3 separate regions of the Mus musculus genome follow, and regions 1 and 2 are each linked to region 3. The links are chromatin loops, found by intact Hi-C in ENCODE. Cell type or tissue: heart. All regions are shown on one strand. Each heading gives the region's core, and the rest is flanking DNA. Links, peaks and the distances in the headings are about the cores only.

The links. A loop is a pair of places that touch in the nucleus more often than their neighbours do. Peaks named below come from ENCODE experiments on the same cell type or tissue, not always from the same donor. Only the 100,000 strongest peaks of a DNase experiment are listed, where the experiment ranks them.
Region 1: a loop joins it to region 3, with 2.0 times the contacts of the local background. A loop is called at or near these places in 3 of 42 quality-filtered maps.
Region 2: a loop joins it to region 3, with 4 times the contacts of the local background. A loop is called at or near these places in 25 of 42 quality-filtered maps.

The regions. Positions count from the first base shown.
Region 1 is chr12:84,245,852-84,251,871 of GRCm38, forward strand. No RefSeq gene overlaps it. Among named protein-coding and RNA genes, the nearest start is that of Mideas, 30 kb to the left of the region's middle. In heart, for the core only: no CTCF peak of the experiment used is centred there; a DNase peak (open chromatin) is centred at 3,550.
Region 2 is chr12:84,050,782-84,056,801 of GRCm38, forward strand. Acot3 (acyl-CoA thioesterase 3) reads left to right here and starts at 1,363. Exons shown (of 4, transcript NM_001346701.1): 1 at 1,363-1,399; 2 at 2,692-3,160. The coding sequence starts at 2,704. It overlaps Gm40474 (a long non-coding RNA gene), which reads right to left and starts at 2,996. Exons shown (of 3, transcript XR_872870.2): 1 at 2,715-2,996. In heart, for the core only: a CTCF peak has its summit at 3,526; no DNase peak of the experiment used is centred there; H3K4me3 peaks cover 1,217 bases; H3K27ac peaks cover 741 bases; H3K27me3 peaks cover 1,102 bases.
Region 3 is chr12:83,969,521-83,975,540 of GRCm38, forward strand. It overlaps Heatr4 (HEAT repeat containing 4), which reads right to left. Exons shown (of 17, transcript NM_001376939.1): 5 at 5,490-5,687; 6 at 4,102-4,245; 7 at 216-377. Among named protein-coding and RNA genes, the nearest start is that of Heatr4, 12 kb to the right of the region's middle. In heart, for the core only: a CTCF peak has its summit at 2,671 (motif pointing right); no DNase peak of the experiment used is centred there.

The sequences.
Region 1 (6,020 bases), core at 2,042-4,541, 280 kb after region 3:
CACTTCCTGTCTGTCTTTCTTACTAGCTTACAAAGCCTGCCTTGTCCTCTCCTTCTCATTGTCTGAGTCTAATAGAGCAGACCCGAGCTTCCTGAGTGAACAGAATGTCTCAAACCAAGCTGAAAACAGCCTTCGCCCGTCTCTGACAAGACAGTTTCCTGGAAAAGTATGGTTTGTGCCTGGTGTGGTGCTGTACACCTGTCTGGCAGAAAGCTGAGGCAGGAAGGTAGAAAGTTTGAGGCTAGCCTAGGCCACGTAACAAGTTTCTAGGCCAGCCTGAGCTACTACTGAGTGAGATTTTGTCTTTAAAGAAAATGAGGAGTGGAGCAGAGCAGGGTGGTGCACGCCTTTAATCCCAGCGCTCGGGAGGCAGAGGCAGGTGGGAGGATCTACAGCCTGGTCTACAGAGTGAGTTCCAGGACAGCCTGGGGCTATGTTGAAGAGACTTTGTCTCCACAAAGGAAAAAAAAAAATGTGAGGGATGAGAAAAAGGAAGAAAGAGAATATGAAGTTGGGAAAGGAGCAAAGGAGGAAAGAGAGAGGGAGGAGAGATGAAGGAGGGGAGGGGAGAAGAAGAAGGTAGGCAGGGAGGGGGATGGAGGAAGAGAGAGAAAGCAAGCAAGCAAGCAAGCAAACCACAATTTCCAAAGCTCTCGATTTCCAAAGCTCTCAAGACCTTTCCCCCTGCCCACACCTGGCCAGGGAGAGCTCATAAAAACATACTAGTTCCCTCAAAACTGCTAATCCCTTTACTCAGGGGTGCTCTCAGCTCCCACCCTCCTGCCCATCCCTTTGGTTCAATTTCAGTTGCCTCTGTTTCCTGGGTTGTCACCTGCCTGGATTTCCCAGAGAGCAGTAACTCCCTCCTGGGCATTGTTTAAACCTCCTGATTGTCCCTTGCTCCTCCCTCGGAACTTGGCCAGCTAGCCACGACTGATCACCCCACCCAGGAAAATTCTCAGAGATCTAAGAACTGCCATGAGAAAGAGGGGCTCAGCCAGTGATTGAACACCCTTCAATCGTGTACTTATTTTAGTCCTTCCTGGCTTATTTATTTAATATTTTTGAGAGACAGTTAAAAACATTGGACTTGTAAAATATGACGGTTTTAGAAGAGCTAAAGGCTTGGGGCTGGGGAGATGTCTCAGTAGTTAAGAGCACAGCTGTTCTTTCAGGGACTCCGGGTCTGATGTTTTAGCACCCATATTGTGCTCACCATCTTCTGTAACTCCAGTCCCAGGGCTTCAGGGTCCTTCTGACCTCTAGGGACACTGTGGGCATACACAAGAGAGTGTAGGTACCCCGAGAAGCTAGAGGTGGGATCTCCGGTGCAGGTAGAGTCACAGGCAGTTGTACGCTGACAGGAGCTGGGAATTGAACTCTTTAATTTTTAATTTTTTAAGTTACATTTATTATTCATTTTGCTGAGGAGGGGTGCAGAAGTGCCCCTGCACCGGTATGGAGGTCAGAGTACAGCTTGCAGTTCTCTTCCACTATGTGGGTCCCCAGGTACAGAGCTCAGCTGATTATCAGCCTTGGTGGCAAGCACCTTTACCTGCTGAGCGCCCCCCATCATGTCTTTTATGTTTATAGGTGCTGGACACTGAACATAGGGCCTTACGTAGGTAAGTATTGGACCACATAGAGCTACTGTCCCCAGCCACAAGAGTTACTCACACTTAGTTTTGTGAAAGATACTCAGAATGTCAATAACCTTTGACATCCATTGTGTCAAAATCAAATACCTATGTAATAAAAGGCACATCCCAGGCTCCAGTCAGGCTGTGCCCAGACCATAACAGGCAGGCCTGCAGATGTTGACTTTGGAGGTGGTGTGAAGCTGGACAGTCTCCTCTGACCTCAGTCCTGAGGAAGAAGGAACACAGATGCAGAACCCTCAGGCAAGGCCTTGCCACTTGGTGAGCCATCAGCTCCCACAGGCCTGACCACCCTTCTGTGTCTACGGCTCCTTTTCTGCGGTTTTGGTTAATTCAGTTTTGCATCATCTGACACGAGCTTTGTGTCTGGACTTCTTCCTTATGTCTTTAAAGTTGATGGTAATATTTGTTTTTGTTTTTGTTTTTTTAGTTGTTGCTTTGGGTTTTTTTAAAAGATATATTTATTTTTATTTATATGAGTACACTGTCAGACACACCAGAAGAGGGTATCAAATCCCATTACAGATGGTTATGGGCTACCGCGTGGTTGCTGGGATTTGAACTCAAGACCTCTGGAAGAACAGTCAGTGCTCTTAACTGGTGAGCCATCTCTGCAGCCCCTGTTGCTTTGTTTTTGAAACAGGGTTTCTCTGTGTAGCCCTGGCTGTCCTGGAGCTTGCCCTGGAGACTGGGCTGGCCTCAAACCCAGAGACCTGTCTGCCTCTGCCTCTCCAGTGCTGGGATTAAAGGTGTGCACCACCACCTCCTGACTGGCACCATCATTTTCCGTTCCTAAGACTTTGTTTTTGTATGGTTCAACTCTTCAAACCTCAGCTTTCTGTTTCTTTGACCCTTTCTCAAAAGAGTCAGCAAATTCAATAATCAAACCTGCTTTTTTGTATGATTAAGTTTTCTGGAATATAGATTAGGCACCCCTGGAAGAATGGGACCCAAAGAATGATAATTTAAGTCTGATGTATCTTTTCATACAAAGTCATAACTTACATTCTTTTTTGAAAACTAGTCCTCAATGTGTAGCCCAGGATAGCCTCAAAACGATGGTCTCCCTGCCTCATTCTTTAAAGTGCTGGAATTATGGGCCAACAATTTATGCTTCTTGAACCAAACCACAAAAGAATGTAGTTAACAAGGGCTAAATTTACAGATTTCCTCAATGAGATAATTTACCTCCCTGGGGGGAAATGAGCTAAATCCTAGCCATACCAAATCTAGTCTCTCATAACACATACAACTCAAGGGCGACTCATTCACTCTTACAGATTTTTTTCTTTTTCTTTTTCCTTTTCCTTTCCTTTTTGATTTTCTTTTTCTTTTTCCTTTTCTTTTTCTTTTTCATCTTTTTCCTTTTCCTTTTCCTTTTCCTCTTCCTCTTCCTCTTCCTCTTCCTCTTCTTCTTCTTCCTCTTCCTCTTCCTCTTCCTCCTCCTCCTCCTCTTCCTCCTCTTCCTCCTCTTCTTCTTCTTCTTTGCAGACAAGGTTGAACTACCTAGCCCAGACTGGTGTCCTGCTTCTTGAGCTCCTGAGTGCTGGAATGATGGGTGCTGGCCACATTTGCTTTTTCTTTGGGTAATAATACTGTGTTTTTCTATTATATGCTTTAATAATACCATGTTGTTCTATTATATGCTTTAATAAAATTGTAGTGAGCATTATTTTACTGCAACAAGTCCTTATCCTAAATTCAAATGTATGTTCAGAATTTTTAGAACAAGCATCCAAAGGCAAACACTTGAATCTGTGCTTTGCAGAGTAACTTTAAAAATAAGCAGTCTCTAAATGGAGGCAAAGCAGGCAAGCTTCACGGGTCCTGCAGGTGGAGTCCAGCCCTACAATTTCAGGGCATGGGGCGCTTTGCCCAAGTGGACCACTCATGGTGCCTCTGCCCCCTTCTGGAAAAGTGGAGAAACTGCAGGCTCTGGCCACATGGTTCTTTAAGGCTAGGGACCCAGGAGAGATATTTGAGAACCCATTTGGAAAAATAGGCCTCATTGCTTAGAACTGTTCTGGAAGCACATGCCACGAAGCAAATAATCTTGATCCCTACCCATTTTTAAAAATACATATCTTGAGAAATTTAGTCAGACTTCGTGTAGGTATTTACATATATCGAGAGATGGTAGAAAATGTTGATTCTTTTAGAGCTCCCCACTCACATCTCTACATTGTATTGCATTGGCTTGTTTTGACTTTTTAAAAATCCTTTGATGCCCTGGAAAGCCCCTGAAAGACCCCACAAATTACTTCCTTATATTTGGGGAGCTTTTGTCTGTCTATGCTTGCCTGTTTTTCTATTATTGTTTTCTGTTCAATGTCCTTTACATTTTCAACACACACACACACACACACACACACACACACACACACACACACACACACACACACACACACTGCATAGCCTTGCCTGTCCTGGAACTCAGTCTATAGACCAGGCTAGTCTCGAACTCACCTGCCGCTGCCTCCCCAGTGCTGAGACTAACGGCATGGACCACCACTGTCTGGCTGAGCAAACACTCTTAACCACGGAGCCATCTCTCCAGCCCCTTTACACATTCTTATAAACTGTAAAACCCAAGTCATTCATATTAACCAATTCCTGTACTTTTGTGTGTGTGTGTGTGTGTGCATGTGTGTGCATGTATGCATGTGTGTGTGTGCACGTGTGTAAATCTGGAGGGCATAGGCAACCTTGTACAACTGGCTTTCTCCTGCCTTCATGAGAGCTCTGGAGATAGAACTCAGGCTTGAACTGAGCCATGTTGCTGCCCCTCTCTCTTCTGCCTCTTCTTCTTCCTGCTCCTCCTCTTCCTCCTCCTATTTCTTCTTCATTCTGTGTTCTTACTCATTTTGTGTTTTAGGGGTGCCATGGCACATGTATGGAGAGCAGAGAGCAATTTGTGGGACCTAGCTTTCTTCTTCCACCATGTAGGTCCTGGGGATAAAACTTAGGTGGTTGAGCTTTGAAGCAAGTGCTTCAATCCACTGAGCTACCCCACTGATTCCTTTATGCTTTTAAAAACTGTCTGTTCATGGTAGAAGTGGGTCATATGCACCATTTCCTCCCTGATGGGCCTGCTTGCTGTTTCTGTGTTCTGGCTTTTCTAAAATGCGGTGTTGATGCTCTTATCGATTTTTTTTTTTTTACTATGTAATCAGTAATAATATTTATTTTGTCCTTTTTACATTTTATACTTTAAGAGACTTCCCCTCAAGTCAGGTGTGGTGGCGCATGCCTATGATTCCAGCCCTTGGAAGGAGGAAACAGAAGGGCCAGGAGTTCAAGGTCACTCTCAGCCATAAGCAAGTTCAGGCTACCCTGGGCTACGTGAAACAGGCTATAGCCTGATGTGTGTGTGTGTGTGTGTGTGTGTGTGTGTGTGTGTGTGTGTGTGTGTGTGAGAGAGAGAGAGAGAGAGAGAGAGGGAGAGAGAGAGAGAGAGAGAGAGACCCTGTGAGCTGTCCTCTGTCTGCTGTGTGTGCTCTTGCCAATGACTGGCTGACTGAATAAACAAACAAGCAAATGAACTTAATTTTTAAAATCTTGAAAGACTTTTCTCCCTTAAGGTTATAATGTTATTTTCTCTCTCTCTCCCTCCCTCCCTTCCTTTCTCCCACTAATTATGGTTTTCCACTGCAGGCTTAGCTACTCCTGCTACACCACAGATTAAGTTTCTAAAGGAAGCCTTATTTGGCTCAGGGTTCTGGTTTAAGATTGAAGGGCTGGATCAGGTGATGGGCATTTTTGCCGTCAGAACTCTGCTATGAGCCTTGAGACAGAGGTCCTCACAGAGCAAGGGACAGGGAGCACGTGCCTGTGTGAGGCTCTCTCTCTCTCTGTCTCTGTCTGTCTGTCTGTCTGTCTGTCTCTCTTTCTCTCTCTCTCTCTCTCTCTCTCTCTCTCTCTCTCTCTGTGTCTCTCTTTCTCCTTAGGTGGCCATCAGCATTCACTCATAGGCCCTCGGCTCCATGGCTCTGTGTAATCCCAAACACCACCACACTAGAGTGAGATGAAATTTCCCCTTCATAATACCACATTACAGAGATTGAATTGTGTGCAGGTCTGCACAGGCGTGAATGCTATTCAGACAGCAGCAGCCATATTTCTCAGCTTCTCTGTCTATACTGCAAGTCACTATTCGTCCATGCAAGATACTTCTTGTTTGTTTGTTTATTTATTTATTTTTTTAAAAATAATTACTTTATGTGTAGATGTATGTATGTGGGCCTGAATGTATGCATGTGCACCACATACAGAGGCCAGAAGAGGGCATCAGAGCTTCTGGAGTTGAAGTTACCAGTGGTTGAAGCACCTGATGTGGGTGCTGGGAACTGAGCCCAGGTCCTC
Region 2 (6,020 bases), core at 2,322-4,821, 82 kb after region 3:
ATGGTGAGCACCCAATCAGGTGAGTTAAAGATCAGTGTTTTGAGGAATCAAGAGGGGTGGGACCAATGTGTCACTAGGATGACAAGACTTTGCACACAGGGGCATCGGTCGTTTTGAAAAACCCTGCCTTCCATTTCAGTTAATTATCCTTAGAACAAGGCAACCTTCCAGTTATGTTTGACTCTCAAAAGTCCTCCAAAGGCTACATGCTAAACACTTGGTTTCCAGTCTGCGGCGCTACTGGGAGGTCATACGGACCTTAGGAGGTAGGGCCTGATGGAAGAGGTTCAGACCACAGGGAGCATGCCCTTGAAGGAGATTTCACCCCTCCCCCTCTGCTTCCAGCTGCCAGGAAGGGGGCAGCTCTGCTCTGCCACAGGTGTCCTGTAATGGTGTTCTGTCTGACCACAGACCCAGGGCAATAAAGCCGAGCTGCTGTAGACTGGGGCCTCTGAAGCCAGGAGCTAAGAGAAGCCTTTCTCCCTTGTAGTAATAAGCTGGGTAGCTCAGGTGGTTTGTCACAGGCAGGCAAACCTGATTCTTACATCTCCCTTAAAGAGTTGTGTGAGGGCTTTTAAAGAGCCATTTTCAGTACACAGAGCACAAGCCAGGCTACCACAAGCTATCTACCTTCGAGCCTCCTCCTCTACAAAACACCAAAAGATAGGATAAAATTCAGCTCCAAGAGTGACTAAACCACCATAAGAGGGATCTGAACCTCTATTTTTTGAAAAAATTTTTACAGCTACACAAATTTCCAAAACCAGCAGAGGTGCTTACACATTCACCAGGGACCAAATACAAAAAGTTCGGAAAGTGACATGAGGCTATTGACCATGGGATATATTTGATATATTTGATATATTGACCATGGGCTATATTTGAAATTACCTGACTGCAACCTTTGGGAGAATGTTTCTTCAAGAGTTACAAAGAATGGAAACGCAGGAGCGTCCCTGTGAGTGCAACCAGCGCTGTGGCAATGGGGAGTGGGGGGGGGGGCTGTCTCCCTGACTTATCAGAAACTTGAAGAATGAAATTCACTGACAACGCTTGAGGAATAATTTTATTACTACAGGTAGAAAGCTGACAGAATAAAGATGAAATACAGCAGAAAGCAGAATTCCGGAGAGGTTCCCCAAGAGAAGAAAATCAAATTCTTTGAGCTTATCTAGGGACTTCTTATAGGACTCAACACAGACAGTGGACCAACACTGAGGTAGATTATCTGAGTATGGGAAAGTTGAACATTGGAAGGCACATAGTCTATGCACAGTCACCTGGTCCAATCAGGGAGCTCAAAAGCTGTTTATGCTTGCCTGGTTAGGGCTGGTTGAAGCCCTTCTCTGTCCATCTCTGACTTCTGCCGTTATTAGCTCTTGACCTTGTCTGTCTGCTGGTAAGTGTTGCACTACTCCAACCTTGCACGGTCTGGCTAGTCTTGGAGCTTTCTGGGGTCGGCTAGTCATGTTATTTATCCTCTCTTTGGTTCTGCCTTATGTCATTAGCTCTAGCGTGACCACGGGCCTTTTTCCTTTTCTGTCTATGGAGAGTTAACAGTTATCACAGCTACCAAGACATAGCTGTGGTTTTTCTTGGTTACCTCATATTTAGCTTATAGTAGGTGCAGTCTGGAATAGGATTAGGTCATGTTTTTTTTGGTTTTGGGTTTTTGTTTTTTGGGGTTTTTTGGTTTGTTTCTTTCTTTCTTTTTTTTTTTTTTTTAGAAGCCACCCTTAAAACTTAGTCAGCTACAATTAGCTCCATTAGAAGCAAGACTCTGTTAATGAGCCACAAGGCCTTGTTTGTCTTTCTTGGGGAAGGAGCTTCGGAGAAGCCTGTCTACCTGCCAACCCTGACCCAACTTAGCTGTCTCTCGCCCAGCTGCAAGCCCTTTTCTCCCTCTATTCCCAACTCTAACATGCCTGCTCTCTCTTTCTACAGAGCAGTTGCCCTTGCTTTTGTAACACGTCTATTTACGAAACCTTTCCAAAAAACCCAGTTTGCTTGAACTTTCTCTCTCAGCTGAGCTGGAAAACACCAACTCCCTGCCCATTGACTCATTCTAGGAAACCTTTTCAGTTAAGGACAAATGGTTACACATCTTGACAAGGAACCGGACGAGCGCAGAGCTGGTGGTGCAGGCAGGCCCTGATTCCCAACATTTGGAAGGTGGGGGCAGGAAATTCAGGCCATCCTTAGCTACATAGAAAATTCAAGGTCAACTTGAGAGTGAGGAAACCTTATCTCAAAACAACCACCACCACCGGCACCGCTACCTGGAATGTAATTAAGGAGCAGAATCAGTCTGGTTTCAGCAGAAGTGGCTCCAGGTTCCACAAAGACTAGAAAGAGGCTTGGAAGGGGCGTAAGGAGAGTAAGGGAATAAGGGCTTGTTTGGCATGGATCAGTAGAATGACAGTTCCCTGATATGCTTTGGCACAATCCAGACTTTTGTAGCGGTATCTTTCCCAATCTTTCTTTTTAAACACGATTTCAACACGTACCAAGTTGTAAGACAAGATTAATCATTATGCATCTCCCGTACTTAACAAACGCTAACGGGCTTATCACAGAGGCTCTCTCTAAGAGAACCAGGAACACTTTAAGCTGTAACAGCAAGTCCAGGGAGGCCTAAAAGCCACAAAGCCAGAGCCACAATCAGAACCAATGCACGCATTTACCACCCAGAACCCGAACCGGATGGCACCTACTGTGATCCTGGAGCCCGCGGGTGGTTGCCTTTGTGACCAGCCGGTGCACATCGCTGTGCGCGGCCTGGCCCCGGAGCAGCCCGTCACGCTGCGCTCTGTCCTGCGCGACGAGAAGGGCGCGCTCTTCCGAGCCCACGCGCGCTACCGCGCGGACTCCCACGGCGAGCTGGACCTGGCGCGCACGCCCGCGCTGGGCGGCAGCTTCTCGGGGCTCGAGCCCATGGGGCTGCTCTGGGCCATGGAGCCCGATCGGCCTTTCTGGCGCCTGATCAAGCGCGACGTGCAGACGCCCTTTGTGGTGGAGCTGGAGGTGCTGGACGGACACGAGCCCGACGGCGGGCAGCGGCTGGCGCGGGCGGTGCACGAGCGTCACTTCATGGCCCCCGGGGTTCGGCGCGTGCCGGTGCGCGAGGGCCGGGTGCGCGCCACGCTCTTCCTGCCCCCAGGTGAGCAGCCTTCCCTCCTGTGCTTGCAGCCCGGGATGCTTCAGGGGTGCAGCGCAAGGGCCCCTTCTTCCCTGTCTCCCACACTTTTCAGGGGGCTCCCTGGAAAAGCCTTAAGGACTTGGGTTCATGGCTAGGTGAGTCGTGTCCTGAAGTGAATGAAGGTCACCGCAGGAGTTTAGGACCTTAGAGCATCCGAGTTCCCCCAAAGCCCTGTAAGCTAGAAATCTGCACTCTGATAGTAAGACCTATGGGTGGTTGTGCAGGGGTTCGCGTTTGACATCTGTTGCTCAAGAACAGCCCTTCAGGCAAAGTCAGCGCAAGCACTGGGTGACTTTATGATTTGCAGGGCTTTGGCGCCACCGCTCAGAATCTGGAATCTGAAAGTGCGCGTGTGGCCTGTCAGAGAGTTTTGTTTCTTAGGTGATTTTGATGTAACTCTTTCCCAGGGTAAAAGAGCCACAGCTTTGAGAAAGACTTAAGTACAGAGAATCTCAGAGTGCTGTTCCAGGGGATTTGGTCAACTGTTTCATATCCCTTTAAAATGCCAACAGAAATGGCAGTTTAGTGAGGGTCTGAGGATTAAGAAAGTAGTACTTATAGAATAGGTAAAATTTAGTTTTGCAAGTTTGTCTGCCGTCATATAGCTCTAGGATAGGGAAGCGATGTGGAAAACCGAGACTGTGGTTCTTTGGTTAAAAACTTTAAAATGCTTTAATGCGTTTGCTTGTTTACATATTTAAATAGCAACAAGCAAAGAAATCAAGAACTCAAAGTTTTCCATAATAAAAAGTCTCTCTTCCGTGGGAAGTTATTATTACAGGCCTCATAGGCAACTGTGTTTCCTTTCAGTTTTTAGTCTAAAGGCCTAATTTGCCTCCCAATCAGAACACTTTTTAAAAAAAAAATATTTATTTATTTATTTTATTATATGTAAGTACACTGTAGCTGTCTTCAGACACACCAGAAGAGGGAGTCAGATATCATTACATATGGTTGTGAGCTATCATCATGTGGCTGCTGGAAATTGAACTCAGGTCCTCTGGAAGAGCTGCCAGTGCTCTTAACCACTAAGGCATCTATCCACCCACACCCACCTCCACACCCCCCCCCCCAAACCCACTATTTTTAAAGGTCGATTTTCCTAAGGACCCTGTAATGCTTCATTTACAAACCATTGTCTTGTTCATTGCAGTTTACAATCCTTTGGGCGGTCCTCATTCTCCTCCCTGCCCCACAGCCCCTGAGACCTGGGGTCCCTTTCCTATCATCCCCTGACTTTCATATTGTATTCAGTGAACCAATGCAAGCCCCTGGGTCCGGCTTCACTTGTTTGTTTGGTTGTTGTTTTTCGAGACAGGGTTTCTCTGTGTAGCCCTGGCTGTCCTGGAACTCACTCTGTAGACCAGGCTGGCCTCCAACTCAGAGATCTGCCTGCCTCTGCCTCCTGAGAGCTGGGATTAAAAGCGTGCCCCCACCACCCGACTCCAAAAGCTTCACTTTTAAAAGCTGCCAGAATGTTCTTTTGATGTAGCAGGTCCACCTCCAGGATACTCTCTTGCTCAAATTCTGAGTGTTTGTGGTATCTAAGAAAACAACTCAGATGCCCAGGAGAGAATAAAGTGTTTCTATCTATAGCCAGCTTTCCAGACGCTCTGAGACCATCAAAAATGAGGTGAATCCAAGTGTAGTGGTGGAGGAGGGTGGGCTGGTGTGAAGGATATATTGGTGTGTGAAAAAAAAATTCAGGAATGTAAGATGTCAGTGTTCTTAGATCAATAGTTTTGTATTTATAAACAATATACATAACCTGGGCATGTAATTGGTACACAGAGTCCTAGCTCCTGGGCTTTACAGAATTTAACAGCACTGTAATATAAAGAAGAAAGGCATCAACTTCAAGGATCAGTAAATTACCATGTATTCCTTGGTGTGTGACCCAGGATACAAAGCACATCACCCAGTTGGGAATAAAAGCAACCATCTGGAGTCTTCAAAGTTAACACTCTGCTACATTTAACTTAGTTAGTCACGTGGTTCTCTAGCATGCCGGAGCCCCTTCCTTCAACCCCAGCAATGGGGAAGCAGAGGCAGGAGGGTCAAGTTCAAGGTTATAGAGACCAGCCTGGGCTATGTGACACTGTTTCTAAATAAATAAATGCATTTTACACCAATTAAAAAATATCCTAGGAGATTATAGCCAATGTAGAAGAAATGTAGCTGCCATTTGTTGGTGTTGGTGGCAACTGACAATGATAAGCCTTGGACACAGAAAGTATGGACTTGTCCGGCAGTGATGGCGCATGCCTTTAATCCCAGCATTTGGGAGGCAGAGGCAGGCGGATTTCTGAGTTGGAGGCCAGCCTGGTCTACAGAGTGAGTTCCAGGACAGCCAGGGCTACACAGAGAAACCATGTCTCGAACACCCCCTCCCCCCCCCCAAAAAAAAGAAAGTGTGGACTTTGCAGGAGAATCTGTTTTCCAGAGGAGTCCAAGATGGCCAGTGATGGTTTGATATCACAAAACCTGGGCGCTCAAGCCACCCAGTTCTGAGATGCAAGGTTCCAAAAAAGATGCTGTGTTGCCAAAATAGGAAAGAGACTTAGTCTGAGCCATTGGTTCAAGAACATATGGTGCCTTGCCACTCTGTCCCGGTGCTGGCCACTCAGGGCTGCTCCACATTTAACCCTGTGCTGCCGACCTCAGAACACCTGGGTCACCCACAGGACTGTGTCTAGGCCACCGAGGGAGGGCAGATCCCCCATCTGGCAGTTTTAGGAAAGGTAAGGTCCTAGATCTCCAGGAATACACCACCCAACAAAGCGTATTTTTAAAAACAGAAAGAGACTTGGATGTTCCACAT
Region 3 (6,020 bases), core at 1,167-3,666:
GGTTTATAGACTGCATCCGTGAAAGCTTACACCAGGTACCAGTTCATGGCACCAGTGTTGTAAAAGTACCTAGGAAGAACTAAATCTTCATGTGCCTAACAGAGACTCAAAGGCAAAATAGCAGACATCCCAGCATTCCAGTGAGAAGAAGACAGAGAACTGTCGGTGAGGTCACCTCTGTCCCACATCCCAGGTCACAGGTGGCTGTTACTCACCCTTTATGAGGGCTGTCTGCATGATGTCTCGGGCAGTGGGATTATGCGATTGTATGCAATACTGGCATACTGCGGCCGCCATCCTCACGTTGGGATTTCTGTGAGAAAGAGCATCCTCTAGAACAGGCAGGAGGACCTCTGGCAAATCCACAATGATTGGCTCTGCAATCAAAAAGATGGCTCCAGTCCTTTGCTTTTCTCTCAGACAGCTTCCTGACCAAGGTCGGCCTTACATCTAAGGCTTTCTAAATCACAGGTCAGATGGCTGCCTCCAGTGGGCAGGATTTTATGCCCAAGGGACACTCGTGCTGATACACCAGTTTTCAGTCTTTTATCATCTTGTCTCTAGTACCGAAGCCAAAACATATTTCCAGCTAGTTACAGTAACCTCCATCATTCATCTTAGTAACAACACCAGCCCATTTACCCCATCATAGCAATTATACTTATGCTTTGCCACTTCACATCGTCCAATTCAGTATTTCAACTCAGGTTGAATTTGTGCCCAGGTAGATATCACTGCAGAATCCAACAGGGGGTCTTTTCGCTTTAACTGTACACTGATTCTTGCCATAAGCATTGTGCTGAGAAGGATGGGAGGAGCTCACCCTTGTCAGGGCAGCAATGCCAGGCATTCCTTTCATCTGGGGCCTTCTTTTTTTTTAAACTTGGGAATTTTTTTCCTTATCTTTTATTATAGGTGTTTTGCCTGCATGTATATCTACACACCACATACATGTAGTGCCTGTAGTCTCCAGAAAGGGCTTTGGATCCTCTGCCATGTGGGTGTTGGGAATCAAGCCTAGGTCCCCTGGAAGAACAGCTAGTGGCCTTAACCATTTAGCCATCCCTCCAGGCCTGCCTGGGGTCCACGAAGCTGTGGAGAATTCCATAGTGTTCACTCTGGACGAATTTATGCTCCACAAGTATAATAGCTCTTTAGCAACTCCATTGGTACAAGTTAGGGTCTGGGGGGGAGGGCATGCATGTAGTAGGGCATCTGAGGAGGCCCAAAGGATGGTATTGGTCAGGTATCTTAAGTTTCATTTATAGTTTTGTCCAGCTGTGGTGGGATTTATCAGTTGGGGCTTGTTTTTATCATAACAATTTGGCCTATAAACATAGAAAAGCATTTTGTCTCAGTTGTAGAGCATTTGCTTTGAAGGCACGACGTGTTGGATTAAGTCTCCAGCACTAACGGTGAAAACAACAGACGCTTAGAGAAGAGACGGGCACTGAACTGAAGTCTAAATTCTTATGCTGAAGGAGAAAGGCTTGTCACCTCTTTGCCCACAAGTATCTTCCCAAGAAACAGCAGAGCTCTGAGTGGTTTTATACTTTTCTTTCTTTCTTTGTTTTGTTTTTAAGGGTCTCCAAAGCCCGAGCTAACTCCTGACCTTGCTGCCTCTCCCTCCCAAGGGCTAGTATATAGGCATATGCATCCACATTCTGTCCATCTGCCTTTTCCACTTAGGTTGTAGGCCCGTATGCAGACTGCTAGTTGAAGACCCTTGATCTCTGAATCCAAAATCTGAAATATTCCAAATACAGACATGACCCCCCAACAGGTGGGATCTCCACATCTATCCTCATGTGACAGGTTCAATAAAAATGGAGACCCAGTTTAAATATTGTATGAAATTACCTTTTGGAGATTACATGTGTGTGTATACATACAGTCTAACATTTCATGTAAATATATGATGCACACATTCTGGGGCTGGAGAGATGGTTCATCAGTTAAGAGCACTTACTGCTCTTCTGAAGGCCCTGAGTTCAAATCCCAGCAACCACATGGTGGCTCACAACCATCTGTAATGAGATCTGATGCCCTCTTCTGGTGTGTCTGAAGACTTACATATAACAATAAATAAATCTTTGGGCCAGAGTGAGCAGAGGTCCATAGTTCAATTTCTAGCAACCACATGATGGCTTACAGCCATCTGTACAGCTACAGTGTACTCATATACGTAAAATAAATAAATAAATCTTTTTAAAAAGTCTATTGAGTATTTAAAAAAAATAAAGTTATTTTCGTTGAGTTAGTAATAGGATTGAAAGATACACACGCAGGCCCTGTGTAATCTAACTGTGATAACAGTTGTGAGGATAAAGGTGCTCTTGTATGTCCATTCACGTGCCACATGATGTCTCGGTCCACGACAGATCACACATACCATAGCAGTCCCATAAGATGTGTCTAGTGACACTGCAGCTGTCTCATGTAAATACTTCTTACTGTGTCTGCACAGGGATGAGACTGTATGGTGATACATCGCTCAGAACACATCCCTGCCAAGTGCCACAGACTGTATGCAGCTTTGGGTAATATCCATTACCCAAAGAAACAAGAAAAAATAAGAAATTATGTGTAGAAACTTCTAGCAAGCTTCTCAGAGAAATTGGTGTCTCTGCTGTAGACCTAAGGGTTGTTGGGTGAGGACAAACTTTTCCAGTAGAGGGAGCTGCAAACTTGAAAACCTGGAAGATGCAGATGTGTTGGTAGAGTGCTTGCTGGAGGACACATGCAGGTGTGTGGCTTAGGGCTGGCCATCAATCAAACAGTGACATCTGGGGAATGCCCATGGCTCCAAGTCCATAAACAGGAAGAAAGTGGAGGAACCTTTAAAAGCTGACAAGTTGGAAGAGGTACAGCCAGTCCCAGCCCCTCACTGTAGGTAGGGATAGCAGAAGTGGAAGCAGGCAGTCACTGTCCAACCACGGGTGAGGAGAGGCTGAGCTTGGGATGTCTTCGCTCAGAGAAGGAGCAAGCTGGCCCAGGTTTCTAGCTAATGACTCTGAGAAGGCACATTCGATACAGAGGAGTGGATGGGTTTCTAACATTTCATCACCAGGAACCTGTATTGTGTAATCATCTTTGGTAGGTTGCAATTTTGACTATAGTAGAGGGGAGGTTTTCATACCTGTTATTGCCAATAAGGAGAAGTGATATCAACATTATTTTCCCTAAAAGATTACAAACTGCAAAAATGGAAAAATTCTTAATTCATTTTTAAGATTAAAATCTATCAAATCCATTTATGTATTTTTTCTTTCCCCTTCCTACTTTTCTTTTCTCTCTCTCTCTTTTTTAAAGATTTATTTATTTTATTATATGTAAGTACACTGTAGCTGTCTTCAGACACTCCAGAAGAGGGCGTCAGATCTTGTTACAGATGGTTGTGAGCCACCATGTGGTTGCTGGGATTTGAACTCGGGGCCTTCTGAAGAACAGTCAGTGCTCTTAACCATCTCACCAGCCCCCTTCCTACTTTTCTTTGCTGAGGCTTAAACCTAGGGCTTTGTGCATGCCAGGCTGGCACTCTACACCTGAGTTACACCCTCCATCCTTGTCTTTTTCTGTATGAGTATTTTGTTTGAATGTATGTACATGTAGCACATGTGTGCCTGGTACCAATAGAGGCCAGAAGAGGTTATCAGATCCAGATGCCCTGGAACAGGAGTACAGACATTGTAAGCTGCCATGTGGGTGCTGGGAACAGAACCTCTGTAAGAACAGCCCATGGCCATAACCACTGAGCCATCTTACCAGTCCACAGGCCATTAGGTTTTTTTTTTTCTTTCTTTCTTTCTGTTAGGAAATGTCAAGGTGGGAAAACATAGACTTTATTGCAAGCCACTGAGCAAACATAAGGGCTGCATGTATTACAGAAAGCCCTTGGAGTAGAGAGTATGCTCAGCTCCAGAGGCCTGGAGCCCAACACTGAACTAGATCCAGCAGCCACAGTCTCGGCTCTTGAGATGAGCTGTGCAGGCAGACTCTAGGCCGTGGTTTCTACATTTGGAAAATGAGCTCAGGTTATCTCTAAGGCCTCCTTCAGATCAGATGGTCCCAAGCAGCCAAGCAGCTCAGTCTGGCTCTCACCTGAGTTCTCCGGTGTGGTGGCAATCCGGGGCCTTTCTAAAGCTGCGGTAGCACACGTGATGATGGCCTGGACCCTAATGTCATCGTACATGCTTTGTATGCCCCGTAGTAGGTTCTCCACTGTCTCGTGATACCATTCAATAACTATGTCATAGGAAGAAAATATGAAAGAGAACCACCTAGTTAGGGTTACATGTTACACAATAAATGGGAAGACAAGAAGTCCCTTTCCCTAGGGCATTGCAAGGAACACTTTAGCTCAGAATAGTGAATTCACAGATGGACTCTTTCGGCAAGTTATTTTTGTGGTGATTCATACACTTCTTGGGTAGTTCCGCCCAGTCTCATCTTATGTACGATTGCTCTGTACCTAAGTAACTTTTCTTGGAAGGTAAATGGGAATAAAATACAGTGTTTGACTGGTTATGGTGGCACACAGTTACTTAGTGTCCATCAGGCTAAAACAGGAAGGTCATAAACTCATGAGTTCAAGACCAGTCTAGGTTCCATAGTCGCCCATCTCAAAAACAAAACAAACAGGGTGATGGTTGAGGTGCTCAGTTGGTAGAGGCATTCAGCCTTCTACTTAATGCTCTTTGAAGGACAACAGATCCATGCTAACCCCATTTGCACAACTGAGTTTGTTCTACAGTCGGGTGCAGTTTCTTTTGACAGCCTCATATCTAATGCTGGGGGCTGTACCCAGGACAGGTCTCCTGTCCTGGATCGTTTATCCAGCATGTCTCAGACATGGTAAGACAGGGTTTCTGCCTGTGAAGTTTTCTCAGAGTGATTGTGGTAGGGGACCCCAAGAGCCAAAGAGAAGAAAACCAGGAAACAGCCACGTGGCCTGTTCAGTGTTCATAAGTAGTGTAAATCCACCACATCTCCCTCTTCTCCTTCCTTCTCCTCTCTTTCCACCTCAGCTTTTTTTTTAGTCTCAGTGTCCAGTAATCTAAAGTACTCATTCTTACAGAAGGTAAGTCACCTTATATGGGAGACAAATAAGCCAAAAAAAAAAAAAGTATAAAAAGCTCTGTTCCTGGATTTCTGTGGTTTTGCCTTTGAGGAAAATCCTGCAGAGACAGTGCTAGTACACAATGAACTGTTTCCTGCCAAAGAGCCTGGTGTCCTGTTTCTCTGATCAGAAAGCCTGTGGCCGAGTAAGTTCTCACACATGACTGAAGCTCCCTCACACACCTCCCCGTGTAAAAACGAGCCCAGTGTAGATGAAAATAATGTTCACCTCGCACCTGCAGAGTGAAAGGTTCTTATCCAGACCCCTAGCCAGACAACCAGCCTTTTGCATTTTACATGCGAGGGCTGGAGTTTTCCAGACTGGGAAACATTGAGAAACATCAACTATCTCAGGCTATCCGTTTACTTACTCAGTCCCCAGGAAGTCTTCCACTCCTGCAGCATCCTCCGCAGGATGGCCAGCTCCCACGGCACATCCTCCTCCACGGGTTGGACCTGCTTCTTTTGTCTCCTTGTCTTGGCAGACGTGGCCTCCTTACCTACCTGCAGCAGGCTGGCCTCAGTTGGCAATGCAGTCCAACGCTGGACTCCTTTCCTGAGTTTGTAAGCTGTGTAATGAAGAATTGGGTTTCACCTCACTGTCTGGCTATGGAACCTGGGGACTTGTACGTGCTTGCAAGTGCTATACCTACTCAGTGTGCTGATTTGAATAAGAATGTCCCCCACTGGCTCATGTATTTGAATGCTTAGTCACCATAGAGTGGCACTATTTGAAAGGATTAGAAGGATTAGGAGGTAGGACCTTATTAAGTGTAGGTGTGGCCATATTGGAGAATTTCTGTCACCAGCAGTGGGCTTTGAGGTTTCAAAAGCCCAAACCAGGCCCAGTTTCTGTCTTTCTATCCATCTGTCCATCCCTGTCCCCCCAAGCCCCTGCTCCC